Regions from separate parts of the Homo sapiens genome. Here region 1 is linked to region 2. The links are chromatin contacts, found by Hi-C or POLR2A ChIA-PET in ENCODE. All regions are on one chromosome and are shown on one strand. The core of a region is the stretch at or near the end of the contact, and the rest is flanking DNA. Distances in the headings are between cores, read along the strand shown.

Region 1 (7,822 bases), core at 560-3,059, 55 kb after region 2:
TTGGCCAGGCTGGTCTCGAACTCCTGGCCTCAAGCGATCCGCCTTCCTCGGTCTCCCAAAGTGCTGGGATTGCAGGCATGAGCCACCGCGCTCGGCCTGTTGGAAGACTGTCGTACTAATTCAAGCAAGAGAGAAAGCCATTTAAGGACGAGTGGCACTTAGACATTTAGATGTTTAAAGTAATACTTTAAAAATAGAAGTTATACATACTTGTTATACAAAACTTGGATAATAAGGACAAAAATAATGAAGAAAATAACAATCATCTGTGTTGGCTCTTAACATTTCAGTGCAGATTTCCTTCCAGGCTGTTTTCTAAGCATTTATACATATTCACTGTAGAGATTTTACTATACTGTATATACAATTCTGTATTTTTTTTTTACTCAACATTATATTATGAGCATTTATCCAAGTCATAAAATTTCTTTGTCATCTGTTTTACGAGCAGTGTTATATTTGATTATATAGATTCATGAATCCTAATTTACTTAGCCACTTTCTTTCTATTTTATTTTTCTTGAGATGGAGTCTCGCTCTGTTGCCCAGGTGCCTCCTGGGGTCAAGTGATTCTCCTGCCTCAGCCTCCCGAGTAGCTGAGACTACAGGCACCCACCACCACGCCTGGCTAATTTTTTGTGTTTTTAGTAGAGACGGTGTTTCACTATGTTAGCCAGGATGGTCTCGATCTCCTGACCTTGTGATCCACCTGCCTCGATCTCCCTAAGTGCTGGGATTACAGGCTTGAGCCACCGCACCCAGCCTACTTAGCCACTTTCTTATTTTGAGATGTTAATTTGTGCCAGTGTTTATGTTGCAATAAACTTTTATTGTTTATTTATTTGCTTTTTTTTAGACAGGGCCTCTCTCAGTCATCCAGGCTGTAGTGCAATGGCACCACCTTGGCTCACTGCAGCCTCAACCTCTTGAGCTCAGGTGATCCTCCCATCTCGGCCTCCCATGTAGCTGGGACTATAGTCGTGAGCCACTATACTTGGCTAATTTTTTGTTAATTATTTTGTAGAGACAGGTTTTAGCCGTGTTGCCCAGGCTGGTCTCAAACTCTTGGGCTCAAGTGATCCACCTGCCTTGGCCTCCCAAAGTGCTAGGATTACAGGTGTGAGCCACCACATCCAGCCAATAAACATTTTTTTACATTGTATTTTATTATGTCCTTAGCATAGATTTCTAACAATGGAATTATTGGGCCAAGGCTATGAATGGTTTTAAAATTCCTGAAGCTGACTTTTAAATGTTTTTTAAAGAGGTTTGTGCTGTTTGCACCCCACTAATAATGTATGAGCACTTCCAGAGGGATGTTTCTATAAGGGCCATAGTATTTTCCTTGTCACCATTTTGCATGACACCTTTTCAGGATGCATGAGATGTCACACCTTGCACCCTTAGATACAAACCCAGAGCTTCACTCTCAAGGTTAACATCCTCTTTTCCTAGACTTCTCTAGAACAATTATTAGTAAAAGCAGATATGGTTTGCTTTAATCTCTTACAAAGAGCTCGGTTCTGGGACAGGATGGTAGGTAAGATCCCCTGTTGGGAACAAGCCAGTGCCAGCTGCAGTGCTGATATGACAGCATGTGTAATTTCCCATGATATGAGACTGTTTTATGGCTGGAGCCAGCACATAGCCTGGGTTTTCTTGGAGAGTCCCTGTTCTATCCTGTTATTCCAAAAGTATTCTCAAGCCAGTCAGACCACAAAGTGACTTCTATTTGTAACACACAGTCTTACATGAATGCATTCATGGACACATGTAGATGTGGGCCGACATTCCTTTTTATACATGCCAGATGGAAGTCTGCGTGTAATAACCACAAGGGAATGACTGCATAGTGCCTGGCTCATTACAAAATATTTTAATGCATATGATCTCATCTTGAGGTTTGGGGTGATTAAGGAAAAGAGCACAGGCTTGGCAATAAGGTATATACTAGTTTGTGACTTTGGCCACATTTCTTAACCTCTAAGAGCCTCATCCTCCTCTGTAAAATGGGAGTTAGTGTCCTTGTTTTGCAGATGAGGAAACTGAAGCTCAGGAATAAGTGACTTGCCTAAGATCACAGAGCTGATAAATAACAGCTCTGTCCAGGATGCCGCACTCCTTCACCACATCAAAAAAAAATTCCAGGCCTGGGCTGAGTGCTGTGGATCAGACCTGTAATCTCAACAGTTTGGGAGATCAAAGTGGGTGGATCGCTTGAGCTCAGGAGTTCGAGACCAGCCTGGGCAATATGGTGAAATCTCATCTCTACAAGAAATCCAAAAAATTAGCTGGGCATGGTGGTGCATACCTGTAGTCCCAGCTACTTGGGAGGCTGAGGTGGGAGGACCACCTGAGTCTGGGAAGTTGAGGCAGCAGTGAGCTGTGATCTCGCTACTGCATTCCAGCCTGGGCAACAGGTGGGACCCTGTTTCAAAAAAAATTTTTTTTAATAAAACAAAAAATAAAAATTCCAGGCTTAGAAATTTAAACTTCTTAAGTTTAACCTTAACCTTTCCACCTTACATAGAGGCCAAGACATTGTCCTTCAGAGCAAGCTCTTCCTACACGTAATTACATGCTCCTTCTACTGCACTGTGCTACCTCATATCTCCCTCCACATCAGTTCTTTTGGGAACAGGAAATAGCTTAAAAGTGTTCTGTTTCATACTATGTATAATAGGAAATTCTGATTGTTTCCTTCCTTCTTATTCAGGGAAACAAGATGGTTAATGGGAAGGGATGGCATAGGCAAAGATCATCTGGACTAGGCGACATCCTATCCTGAATCCAGCTTCTCTTCCATCTGGACACTAAAGCTCTATCTCCCAAAATATAATATTTCATATCTAGGCCTGACATTGGGTCTCCTTGAGTTGTTTTGTTAAGCACTGAAAAAATAAATAAAAGAGCCTCCCACTTGCCCACTTGCTGCCTCCTTCCTCCTTTGGAAGATGTGTCTGGTCTCTGGGGAGACTTTTGCAATGGCTGACCTTGCTGGTCTATCCATCTTCTAAAGGCCCTTCTGTCTAGAGGTGGCAACCTAATGTCCTTTATATTCTCTCTTTTTTAAGGCCCCATGAATTTTCTTTAATCTAGAAATTAGGAAGCACTTAGGATTTTTTAAATGGTTATCTAAGGGTTATTTAATTCATCACCCTGTTACTCAACCCAGCATTCCTTCCCTGGATTAAAGCCATCTGGTGTGTGCTCATTGTGAAACATACTAGTGGAATGTTAATGCCTGTATTTTGGAAGCAGAGGCAAGGAAAGAGGGGAAAGGGGCTCTCTATTGCAAAAGTGGTAGCTTTTCTTTGGTGTTTTAGAGACAAGATCTCGTTCTGTCACGCCAGCTGGAGTATGGTGATGCAATCACGGTTTGGTGCAGCCTTAAACTCCTGAGATCAAGTGATCCTCCTGCCTCTGTCTCTCTAGTAGCCGGGACTGTGGGCCTGCACCACCATGCCTGACTTATTAAAAAAAATTTTTTTTAAGAGACGGGGTGTATTAGTCCATTTTCACACTGCTATAAAGAACTTCCCTGAGACTGGGTAATTTATAAAGAAAGGTTTAATTGACAGTTCTGCGTAGCTGGGGAGGCCTCAGGAAACTAATAATCACGGTGGAAGGGGAAGCAGACACCTTCACAAGGCAGCAAGAGAGAGAAGAGCAAAGAAGGAACTTCTAAACACTTATAAGACCAACAGATCTCACGAGAACTCACTCACTATCATGAGAACAGCATGGGGGGAACCACCCCATGATCCAGTCACCTTCCTCCCTCAACATGTGGGGATTACGGGTCCCTCCCTTGACAGGTGGGGATTACAAATTGAGATGAGATTTGAGTGAGGACACAGAGCCAAAGAATATCACAAGGTCTCACTATATCACCCAGGCTGACGGGCTCAAGAGATCCTCCCTCCTCAGCCTCCTGAGTAGTTGGGACTACAGGTGTGAGTCACCACGCCCAGCTTGCTTTTCCTTTATCTTTTATGCAAAAATACAGTTTGAAGTATTTTAGCTTTGGCTCAATTATTATTTATTTGAGGCATTGCATTGGTTGACAAAGGCTGCAAGCTTATGAGTCTCCGTGTCAACTCAATGGGTTCCATATATTGAAGAAACTTGAGAGGAAGATGTTTGTCATCTAGATCCTGCATAGAAAGAGCTCACTCTGAAAGATCACATCCTGGCCTTTGCATCAGGTGGAAACTTGAAGATTCATAGAAGTTTTGACTCCTGCAGCTGTGAGTTGCCTCAAGAAATCTTATTTTAGTTAGTTACCAAATGCTAGCCATTCCCTAGCACTAGAGTGTAAACTTAGGCCACTGGTCCTTGACATTTTCATTGCCTCACAGGGGAGTAAGAAAAAATATAGATGATGTAATCTGCATGTGTATAAAATAAGGTGTTATTAAAATACTTAGAATAGTGTCTAGTGTACATTTAGCACTCACTAAGTGTTAGCTATTGGAAACAGAGAGCTGTCCATGAATGGTTGCCAACTGCCTTTTTATCTTTGTTTTTGAAATTCTGCTTCTTTTTAGGAATAATTTTAACAGCAGGATGGTAGTTTGTATTTTGGTTTAAAACTATAGTCAATAATATTCTAAAAGTGAGCCCCTGATTTTGTGCCCAAGTTTATTTTTGAAATTACACTAGTTCCTGAAATAAAAAAAAAATTGAGAAACACTCATTTAGGCATGTCTGTATTTGAAATCACACTTTGATGTATAAAGATTCCTCTTTGAGTGACCCAAGGAAGCTTAACCATTTGGGCGTTTTGTTCAAGGAATGAGTATCTCTGGAAGGGAAATGGTAGGCTGGTGGCCCGCAGGCACCACTACTCCACAGGCTTCCTTTGAAGGTTGAGACTGAGCCAGTGGGACCCTAGTTGCTGAGATTCCACCCCCATGCTGGTAACTATTCCCTCTCACTTTGAATGCCTGTTCTCTCCTGGCTCCTTAGCACCAGCTGGGGCTGTTGGAGGTGGGAGCTATATCTGACCCCAGAAGCAGCCTTACCAGTGACAATCTGTCAGGCCAAGCCTTACCTTTGCTTGGAGTTAACAGTGCATGTGAAGGAGACAGTGTATGCATCTCCCTGGTTCTATTTATATTACACACAGAGAATCACCATTTTGGGTGTCATATACTAATACTTTATATGTGGCATGTGGTGTGACAGACACAAGGGTAGTGCTATGCTCAGCTCTAAGTCCTGCCTTGAGGTTTAGGACAAAGTGGGTCATTCACTTGTCCATTCAACAAGTACCCACTGAGTACCACATGTTAGCCACTACAGAGGATGCAAAGAAGAATCAGATCAGCACCATGCCTACAGAGAGCTTATGGTCTAGAAAGTGAAAGAATACGTGTGAATCATCACATTTTGAAGGGTAGCAGGTGCGGGTGATTGTTGCCATAACAGAAAGTTCATGAGAGCTTAGAGTAGACAGAGATTAATTTGATGGAGGGGAATATAGACAGTCTTAGGGTAAAGATGGTACTTAGGCCATTTAGAGGCAGTCCTAGAGCAGGCTTCTGTCTGAATTCAGAGCCCTTCCCTCAAAATCCTCACTGCTTTGGGGTGTTTTTGCTCCTTTGATGCAGTGTGTATTTGGGAGGTGCGGTCTTAGGAAGCAAAAATGAGGCAATAGGAAGCAGATGGGAGGGTGGGGAGTGGACATTGGCCCTGTGCCTCCTGTCTCCTGAGCATCTTCTTGGAGGCTCTGGTGGGTCACTTCATCCTTGCTGAATCAGGAACCCTCAGCTGGAGGACCAACACGTTTGGGTTACATTTACGTCATCTTTCAGCCCCAAGGACTTAATGGTAAATTTATTCTTGAACTCACATGAGGGGTTCATGGGAATCTGAAGAAGCCAAACAGGGCTGTAAACATGGATTCTGGGCCTCAAGATCAAAACAAATCATCAAACTACAAAGTTGTATGGGAATCCAGAAGCAAAGGGAGGATGACAGGTTCTATACAGTCTGGACTATAGCTGAGATTGCAGGCATGAGCCACTGTGCCCAGCCTTGAGATGCCATCCTTTTTGGGTTTATGACACATGTTTAAAACATCTTGATTGTGGTGATGTTTCATGGGCATATATGAAACTCAACCAATTATATAGTTTAAATATGTGCAGTTCATTGTATGTTAATTATATCCCAAAAAATCTTGTTTTTATTTATTTTTATTTAATTATTTTATTATTTTTAACACGGGGTCTCACTCTGTTGCCCAGGCTGGAGTCTGGAGTGCAGTGGCACGATCTCGGCTCACTGCAACCTCCGCCTCCCGGGTTCAAGCGATACTTCTACCTCGGCCTCCAGAGGAGCTGGGATTACAGGCACGTGCCACTATGCTGGGCTAATTTTTTTTGTATTTTTAGTAGAGATGGGTGTCACCATGTTGGCCAGGCTGGTCTCGAACTCCTGACCTCAGGTGATCCACCCGCCTCAGCCTCCCAAAGTGCTGGTATTACAGGCATGAGCCATGGTGCCTGGGCCAAATCTTGTTTTTAAAAAGTGTACTTAGAATTGGTGTCAAATGACCTCCATAGAGCAATGGCCTCCATAGCTCAGGCTCTACTCCTCTGCCCAGATTAGACTCCCCTGAAGAGCCTCCTTTTGTGCTAAGTCATTCTGTAGGAGAGGTCAAGTGTGCCATCACCAGAAAGATGGTTTAAATGGGAGAATATCCAAGTGTGCATCATTCCTCACTTGGATTCCCATTGCCTTCATTCCATTCCTTCACTCTAGCATTTTTCTCATTTTCGCAAAGACACCCAAGCTGAATCCTAGCTTTTTGACAGTCACTAATTGAGTGCCATTGGACAAATTGCTTCTCTGAGTTTCAGCAGTTTGCTCATCTATAAAATGGAGTTATTTGATGGTTGTTATGGAGATTAACTTAGTCTACATATTGAGTGCCTGGGACATAACATGACCTCCATTCATGATGGTTAGCATTATTGTGACAACTAGAAAGGAAGGTTAAAGGGATAGGAGTGTTACATTTGTAAAAGAGAAGAGCAGGATGGGAGATGCAAATGAAAGGACTCTCTCTATTTAAAGGGTTTTTGAGTAGCAGGAGGATGTGTGGCTGTGGTGTCTTAGGACATGGCCTCTGAAGCTTACAGGGCCTCTATCTTTGGGCAAGTCATTTAAATCCTCTGAGCCTCAGTTTACGTATTGGTAGAATGAGGATTGGTGCTTTGTACTTCAGGGTGTGGTTGTATTACATGAGGTTCACATATATGAAAACGTCTAGCACAGTGTCTGTTACAGATAAATTTAAAAAGTGTTTTTTTAGGGATTGTGTCTCCCTATGTTGCTCAGGCTGGTCTCCAACTCCTGGCCTCAAGCAATCCTCCTGCCTCAGCCTCCCAAAGTGCTGGGATTAGCAAACATGAGCCACTACACCCAGCCTGATAAATGTTTTTAAAACATCGCTTTATAAATTGGAGGACCCTTTACTTGTAAGGCAGTTATGGCCATTACTAATATTTGTTACCTCGGTTGGTGGAAGATGCCAGGAAGGGAAACTCCAGTTCAGAGGAGAAAGTCCTTTCTCATGGAAGGAGCTGCCTGAGAGTGGAAAGGGCTTTGCAAGTATTGAGCTTCCTGTTGTTTGCTCAAATGGAGGATGCATGATCATCTTTCAGAAAGGGATTTCTATTGGGTGGAGGCGGGATAGAGAGATTTGTAAAAGTTTCCAACAGGTCTAGCTCTCATCTCTTGTGTCAGAAAGAAAGGAACAAGGAAGCCTGGGGAAGGGTGGAGTCCACACAAATGAGCTGACACTCATTAT
Region 2 (7,080 bases), core at 1,098-3,597:
GTACAAAAAATTAGCCAGGCATGGTGGCAGGCACCTGTAATCCCAGCTACTCAGGAGACTGAGGCAGGAGAATCGCTTGAACCCAGGAGGTGGAGGTCACATTGAGCCGAGATCACACCACTGCATGCCAGCCTGGGCAATAAGAGTGAAACTCCATCTCAAAAATAAATAAATAAATAAAGCCTTAAAAATTATCCATATGTGTCCTCTGCCTCCCCACTCACAATAACAATCATTGTCTTCTTATAGAATTAAAAATGCTTTCACAATTCACTAGATTTTTGGCAACCACAACATCTCGTAAGAGTAGGTTATGACATGAATTCTTCTTTCTGTTTTACAGAAATGTAATAAGCTTGATATGACCACTTTTATGTTTGCAAAGCACTTTTCAGATTTCACAATTCTTTTTCATACATATTTTGAGTTTTATTATGCAGAATAAGTGAGAATTGTAGTTTAGTGTTATTTCCCTATGACAAATTCCAGGAAAATATATTATCAGGGTGGCATGAACAACGTTATAGTTTATATTATTTATAGAGGATAAAAGGTCTCAGCCAGGCATGGTAACTCACACCTGTAATCCCAGCACTTTGGGAGGCCAAGGCGAGTGGATCACCTGAGGTTAGGAGTTCGAGACCAGCCTGGCCAACATGGTGAAACACCATCTCTACTAAAAATACAAAAATTAGCCAGGAGTGGTGGCGGGTGCCACCCTGAATACTCTGAAATACTAATTTCACAGTATTATCTGATAATACTCTGAAAATTGTAAAATGCATATAATATACCAGTCACTGTGCACTAAGGGATATAAATATATATGTATATATATAATTTCATTTAATCAGAACAATCCTACAAAGCAAAATTTTGCCTCATTTTACAGAGTAAAACCTGAGACTTAGAAAGGCCTATTTGCTAAGATCTAAGAGATAATAATTGGTAGAGCCAAAATTTCAACTAAGTTTGACTTGAGACCTTTTATCTTTTTTAAAAAATTTTTTATTTTTTATTTTTTATTATTATTTTTTAGCCAGAGTGTTGCCCTGCTGCCCAGGCTGGAGTGCAGTGGTACGATCTCAGCTCACTGCAGCCTCTGCCTCCTGAGTTCAAGCAATTCTCCTGCTTCAGCCTCCCAAGTAGCTGGGATTACAGGCACTCGCCACCATGCCTGGCTAATTTTTGTATTTTTAGTAGAGATGGGGTTTCACCATGTTGGCCAGGCTGGTCTCGAACTCCTAACCTCAGGTGATCCACTCGCCTTGGCCTCCCAAAGCACTGGGATTACAGGCGTGAGCCACCATGCCTGGCTGAGACCTTTCATCCGCTATAAATACAATAAACTATAATGCTGTGCGTGCCACCCTGATAATAAATTTTCCTGTAATTTGTCATAGGGCAATTTTTACAAAAGCTGTACCATCCTGATCTTAGCAGGAAAAAAGGAATTATCTTCAAAGAGTATGGCAGGTAGAATATGAAAGGCAGTAATTCACTCTCTTTATGGCATTTGTGTACAGCACTAAAGAATGTGGCGGTCTTCCTCCAAGACACTGATGCTACTCACCTATGATCACTGGGGAGAAATCTTTGGAATATATTCTTATGAATGTGTTCATGGAAAGCTGACCATATGCATCATACCATTCATTTAATATACACTTTTTAAGTGGCTTTAAAACAACCAGTGTATAGGTTCGCAAAGACTGCAATAAACTTTTTTTTCTTTTTTTGAGATGGAGTCTCTCTCTGTTGCCCAGGCTGGAGTGCAGTAGCACAATCTTGGCTCACTGCAACCTCTGCCTCCGGAGTTCAAGCGATTCTCCTGTCTCAGCCTCCCAAGTAGCTGGGATTATAGGCATGCACCACCATGCCTGGCTAATTTTTCTTTTGTATTTTTAATAGAGACAAGGTTTCAACATGTTGGCCAGGCTAGTCTCGAACTCCTGACCTCAGGTGATCTTCCTGCCTTGGCCTCCCAAAGTGCTGGGATTACAGGCATAAGCCACCAAGCCCAGCCAAGACTGCAATAAACTTTAATCTGCTTCTTACATCAAATGTGTGAGCAGAACTATAATCAAACTTAGCTCATGCTTGACAAAGAAAATATTGGAGCTTCTTTTCTGCCAGAGACAGATCAGGGCAATTAAAAACCTGGACCTCGATCTGTATGCAACTAAATGATGGTATGCAGATAAATGGACTAACCCAGACTTCCACTTTTCTCATTAAAGTGGCAAGAATAGACCTGGCATTGCAATTTGGCTCCGACACCCAGTTTATATCCCAGCAGAAAATGTCGCGTCTCAGCAAGGGAGGATTTGTAATGCCAAGTCATTTCCCCTGACTTTACTTTCTTCCTGTCCTTCCCTCACACCCAAATGACTCAAATGGCTGCCTCACACTCACGTACTCATTCATTCACTCATGTATTTACTCAAATGACCTAACTATGAGTCTTGAGTTTGTCTTGCCAGGGGATTGTCTTCCAGGTGATCTTTGCATTTTCTTTTCTTTTCTTTCTTTCTTTCTTTCTTTCTTTCTTTCTTTCTTTCTTTCTTTCTTTCTTTCTTTCTTTCTTTCTTTCTCTCTCTCTCTCTCTCTCTCTCTCTCTCTCTCTCTCTCTCTCTCCCTCTCCCTCTCTCTCTCTCTCTCTCTCTCTCTCTCTCTCTCTCTTTCTTTTTTTGAGATGGAGTTTCACTCTTGTTGCCCAGGCTGGAGTGCAATGGCATGATCTTGGCTCACCACAACCTCCACCTCCCGGGATCAAGCGATTCCCCTGCCTCAGCCTCCCGAGTAGCTGGAATTACAGGCACGCGCCACCACACCCAGCTAATTTTGTATTTTTAGTAGAGAGGGGGTTTCTCCATGTTGGTCAGACTGGTCTCAAACTCCCGACCTCAGGTGATCCGCCTGCCTCGGCCTCCCAAAGTGCTGGGATTACAGGCATTATTCACCATGCCCGGCTGATCTTTGCGTTTTCATCAGAGCATCAAACCAGTTCTGGCTGACTGCCTTTCCTGTAGACCTGGTGTGCTTACAGGGGTAACGAAGAACAAGAAATCACCCAAGTACTTTAATATCTAAGATGGGCAGTTCACAAATCTAATTAATTATTAGCATCCCTTAAAAAGCTTTTTCGAATAACGTAATGTAAGCATATGGTAAACATTCAAACAGAACAAAATAGTATACAGTGAAAAGTAAGTCTGTCTCACAGTGACCCTCAGTTTTCCTCCTACCAGTTCATATGCATTTTATGTCTCACATTATTTTGTTGTTTTTTTTTTGAGACTGAGTCTGGCTTTGTTGCTCAGACTGGAGTACAGCGGTGCAATGTCTGCTCACAGCAATCTCTGCCTCCTGGATTCAAGCGATTCTCCTGTCTCAGCCTCCCCAGTAGTTGGGATTAGAGGCACACGCCACCAAGCCCAGCTAATTTTTGTATTTTTATTAGAGACAAGGTTTCACCATGTTGGCTAGGCTGGTCTCGAACTCCTGACCTCAGGTGATCCACCCACTCTGGCCTCCCAAACTGCTGGAATTACAGGTGTGAGCCACCGCGCCTGGCATAGGGTCTTATCTTTATTCCTGGAGTTGTAAAATTTTACTATGATGGGTTTTGGTATAAGACTTTTTCCCATTCACTTATTTTGATGTGCCTTTTAATCTAAAGACTCATTTAAATGTCAGGAAATGTTGTTGTACTATTTAAAAATAATTCTGCTGAGTTCAGTGACTCAAGCCTCTAATCCCAGTGCTTTGGGAGGCAAAGGTGTAAGGATTGCTTGAGCCCAGGAGATTGAGACCAACCTGGGCAACACAGTGAGACCCCATCTCCACAAAAATATAAAAGTAATACTAAATAAAAATACAAATAATTCATGTCATTTTCCCTTCTTTTTCATACACCCATCTTTCAGATGTTGGACCTCCTGGATTGATCCTCTATTTTTTTTTAGATCTTTTCTCTCATGTTGTTTGGTTGAGTTGTTCCAAGAGTTTGTCAAGAGATCTCTTGGATGGCATTATAAGATAATTGTTAAAATCAGCAATTCAAATACCAGAAAAATTATTTTCTAGTTCTACAAGCTTGGGCAAGTTCTTTATCCTCTCTTAGTTTTCTTGTCTATAAAATGGAGGAAATAATTGTATTCAATTATTTGATGATTAAATGATGATTATTAAAGCATGTTATGAGAATCGAGTTAGTTTTAATACATGTCTGAAACATAGTAAATGTTCAATAAATTTTGCTATTATTGTTGTTATTATTATCCTATTCTTGTTTGATGGATACAGTGTCTTCCATTATGTCTCTCAGGATATTAATCACAGGGTTCCTTGCATAGTCTTTGTTTCTATTCGCTTTTCTCTTACTTTTCTCAAACGTCTCATGTTATATTCAGAGATACTAAAAAGCTGTTTGGGGCCGGGCGCGGTGGCTCACGCTTGTAATCCCAGCACTTTGGGAGGCCGAGGTGGGAGGATCACGAGGTCAGGAGATCGAGACCATCCTTGGTAACATGGTGAAACCCCCTCTCTACTAAAACTACAAAAAATTAGCTGGGCATGGTGTGGCAGGAGCCTGTAGTCCCAGCTACTTGGGAGGCTGAGGCAGGAGAATGACATGAATCTGGAGGTGAAGCTTGCAGTGAGCCAAGATCCCGCCACTGCACTCCAGCCTGGGCGACAGAGCGAGACTCCGTCTCAAAAAAAAAAAAAAAAAAAAGCTGTTTGGATATGCTGAGAATGAGCAGGACTTGTACAGTGGGCTTCTTTGTAGGCTGTTTGATTGTGGGATTCCCAACGTCAGTGTCTGTAGGCCTTTTTTCTGAAGCTGTTGAATTACTCCAGAGAAAAATTCTTGTTTTTGTTTTGTTTTGTTTTGTTTTGTTTTTGAGATGGTGTCTCGTTCTGTCGTCCAGGCTAGAGTGCAGTGGCACAATCTCGGGTCACTGCAATCTCCACCTCCCAGGTTCAAGCAATTCTCCTGCCTCAGCCTCCTGAGTATCTGGGACTACAGGCATGTGCCACCAGGCCCATCTAATTTTTGTATTTTTAGTAGAGACGGGGTTTCACCATGTTGGCCAGGCTGGTCTGGAATTCCTGGCCTCAAGTGATCTGCCTGCCTTGGCCTCCCAAAGTGCTGGGATTACAGGTGTGAGCCACCTCACCTGGCCAGAGAAAAATTTTAAAATCACATATCTGTCAGTGGGAGGTGGGTAATGGCTGCCAATGTTCTCTGAGCTGGGTGGGTTTAGTGGGTCAGGAGTATACCTATACAGATTCCAGTCCTTGAGCCTTTTAATAAACTGGCTTATAACCACTGGGGTTTCAGCCACTGTGTTTTGGTAAGTCAGTTACCTCTCTTCCACCTGCTTTCATCAGCCAAACATTTGTTGACATTTCTCTTTCACCTTTATTTCCTTCCCCATTTTCAGCCACCTGAGTAGCTGGTACTGACTACAGGCACGTGCCCTTGCGTCCGGCTAATTTTTGTATTTTTTGTAGAGATGGGGTTTTGCCATGTTGCCAGGCTAGTCTTGAACTCCTGGACTCAAGCAATCCGCCTGCCTACGGCCTCCCAAAGTGCTGGGATTGGGAACCACTGTGTCTGGCCCTTTACTTTCATTTTAGTGGGTTTTGGGGAGGAAACAGAGAAAAATACATGTGTTCAATCTACCACATTACCTAAAATATCCGTAAGTGATTTAGGGGGCAGGTACTGTCTTCTAGACTATAGACATTTTCTCTGCTCCGTTTTTATTTTTTAATTTTTTTAGAGATAGGGTCTTGCTATGTTGCCCAGGCTGGTCTTGAACTCTTGGGTTCAAGAGACCCTCTCAAGCTTTCCTAGTACTGGGATTACAGGCGTGAGCCACTGTGCCAGGTACTCTGCTCCATTTTTGAAAGCAACAAAATATTTAATTAGATCTGTGGCTTTTTATCCTCCCACTTCCCCTGTTCAACAGACAGTCATCATTGGCAGGGTTGTGTCTGTCGACTGCGATACTGACTGTGATATTGGCTCTCTAACCCTGGGACAGATAGGACAGTCCTCCGGGAAACAGAACAGCTTGTCCGTGTACTCAGGAAGCTCATGTGGGATACACGGTGGCCACACTCCTACTGGAAAGCTTTTCTGTTGCGACACCCTCTGCTCAGCATGATAGAAAAGGAGAAAAAGCTTTTATTTCCCAATAGGCTCTCTCTTATCCCGAGAACCTTATCTGGGAAAAAGGTAGCAGAGAAACGTGAAAGCAAGTTTCATCAGGAATGAGGAAATTGCCACTCATTTTGCTAATTTTGACCTATGAAACCCAAAGAGAAAACGTGTGTGGGATTTTGTTTTCATGTCTTGTGTTTTTCTTACTTTCCCCCTCTCTTCCTCCCTGTCTTCCCTCCTTTCCTTCTTCCTTTCTTTCTACTCACCAGGCATGTTGTATTTAAGCTATTTTGGTTCAGACTAAGGGAAATGAATCAAGGCTTTCGGAACAAATTAAAGAAGTACACAAATGCTCAGGATGAAGCCTTCATGTCCAATAGAAACGAAGGCCTGCTCTGCTCAAAATAACTCGTTCTTGCACCCTCATCCCTTTTGCTGTGTTTGCAGCTTGGAAACCCTACCAGACACCGAGGCCTTCTTAGGAAAAATATTTGTTTAAATCTTTCGCTTTCTCTGTGGTCTTTAAAAGCCACTAAGCCACTCTGGTTTCTAGTCCAGGAATCAGCTTTTCTGGGCGTATCATATTGCCCAGCTGTGACCCTTCCAGGCACGTGAACTCTGCAGAATTCTAGCAGAGATCTGAAGATTTTTTTCTTTTCTTTCTTTCTTTCTTTCCTTTTTTTTTTTTTTTTTTAAGACAGAGTCTTGCTCTGTCACTCAGGTTGGAGTGCAGTGGTGTGATCTTGGCTCACTGCAGCCTCCACCTCCCGGGTTCAAGCCATTCTCGTGGATCAGCCTCCCAAGTAGCTGGGATTACAGGCATGTGCCACCACACTGGCTAATTTTTGAATTTTTGTAGAGACAGTGCTTCACCATGTTGGCTAGGCTGGTCTTGAACTGCTGGC

The links. A loop is a pair of places that touch in the nucleus more often than their neighbours do. ChIA-PET counts read pairs that join two places held with the same protein, here RNA polymerase II (POLR2A). Pooled maps may share reads with other maps.
Region 1: a map of PC-3 shows a loop between it and region 2 (7-fold over the local background). The contact joins two enhancer-like sites. A Hi-C loop is called at or near these places in 16 of 168 maps with a recorded cell type or tissue (Caco-2, G401, IMR-90 and 12 more) and 14 of 50 pooled maps. POLR2A ChIA-PET finds 5 or more read pairs at or near these places in 11 of 52 experiments (AG04450, BJ, H1 and 8 more).

The regions. Positions count from the first base shown.
Region 1 is chr11:123,171,647-123,179,468 of GRCh38, forward strand. The region is part of intron 1 of CLMP (CXADR like cell adhesion molecule); the gene reads right to left. Among named protein-coding and RNA genes, the nearest start is that of CLMP, 20 kb to the right of the region's middle. Within about 2 kb of position 1,810, at least 10 of the 41 ENCODE cell types and tissues checked have a DNase peak (open chromatin) inside an H3K27ac peak, as active enhancers do; they include PC-3, PC-9 and mammary epithelial cell, where a contact is called at or near this core.
Region 2 is chr11:123,116,409-123,123,488 of GRCh38, forward strand. The region is part of intron 1 of CLMP (CXADR like cell adhesion molecule); the gene reads right to left. Among named protein-coding and RNA genes, the nearest start is that of HSPA8, 58 kb to the left of the region's middle. Within about 2 kb of position 2,348, at least 6 of the 41 ENCODE cell types and tissues checked have a DNase peak (open chromatin) inside an H3K27ac peak, as active enhancers do; they include PC-3, PC-9 and mammary epithelial cell, where a contact is called at or near this core.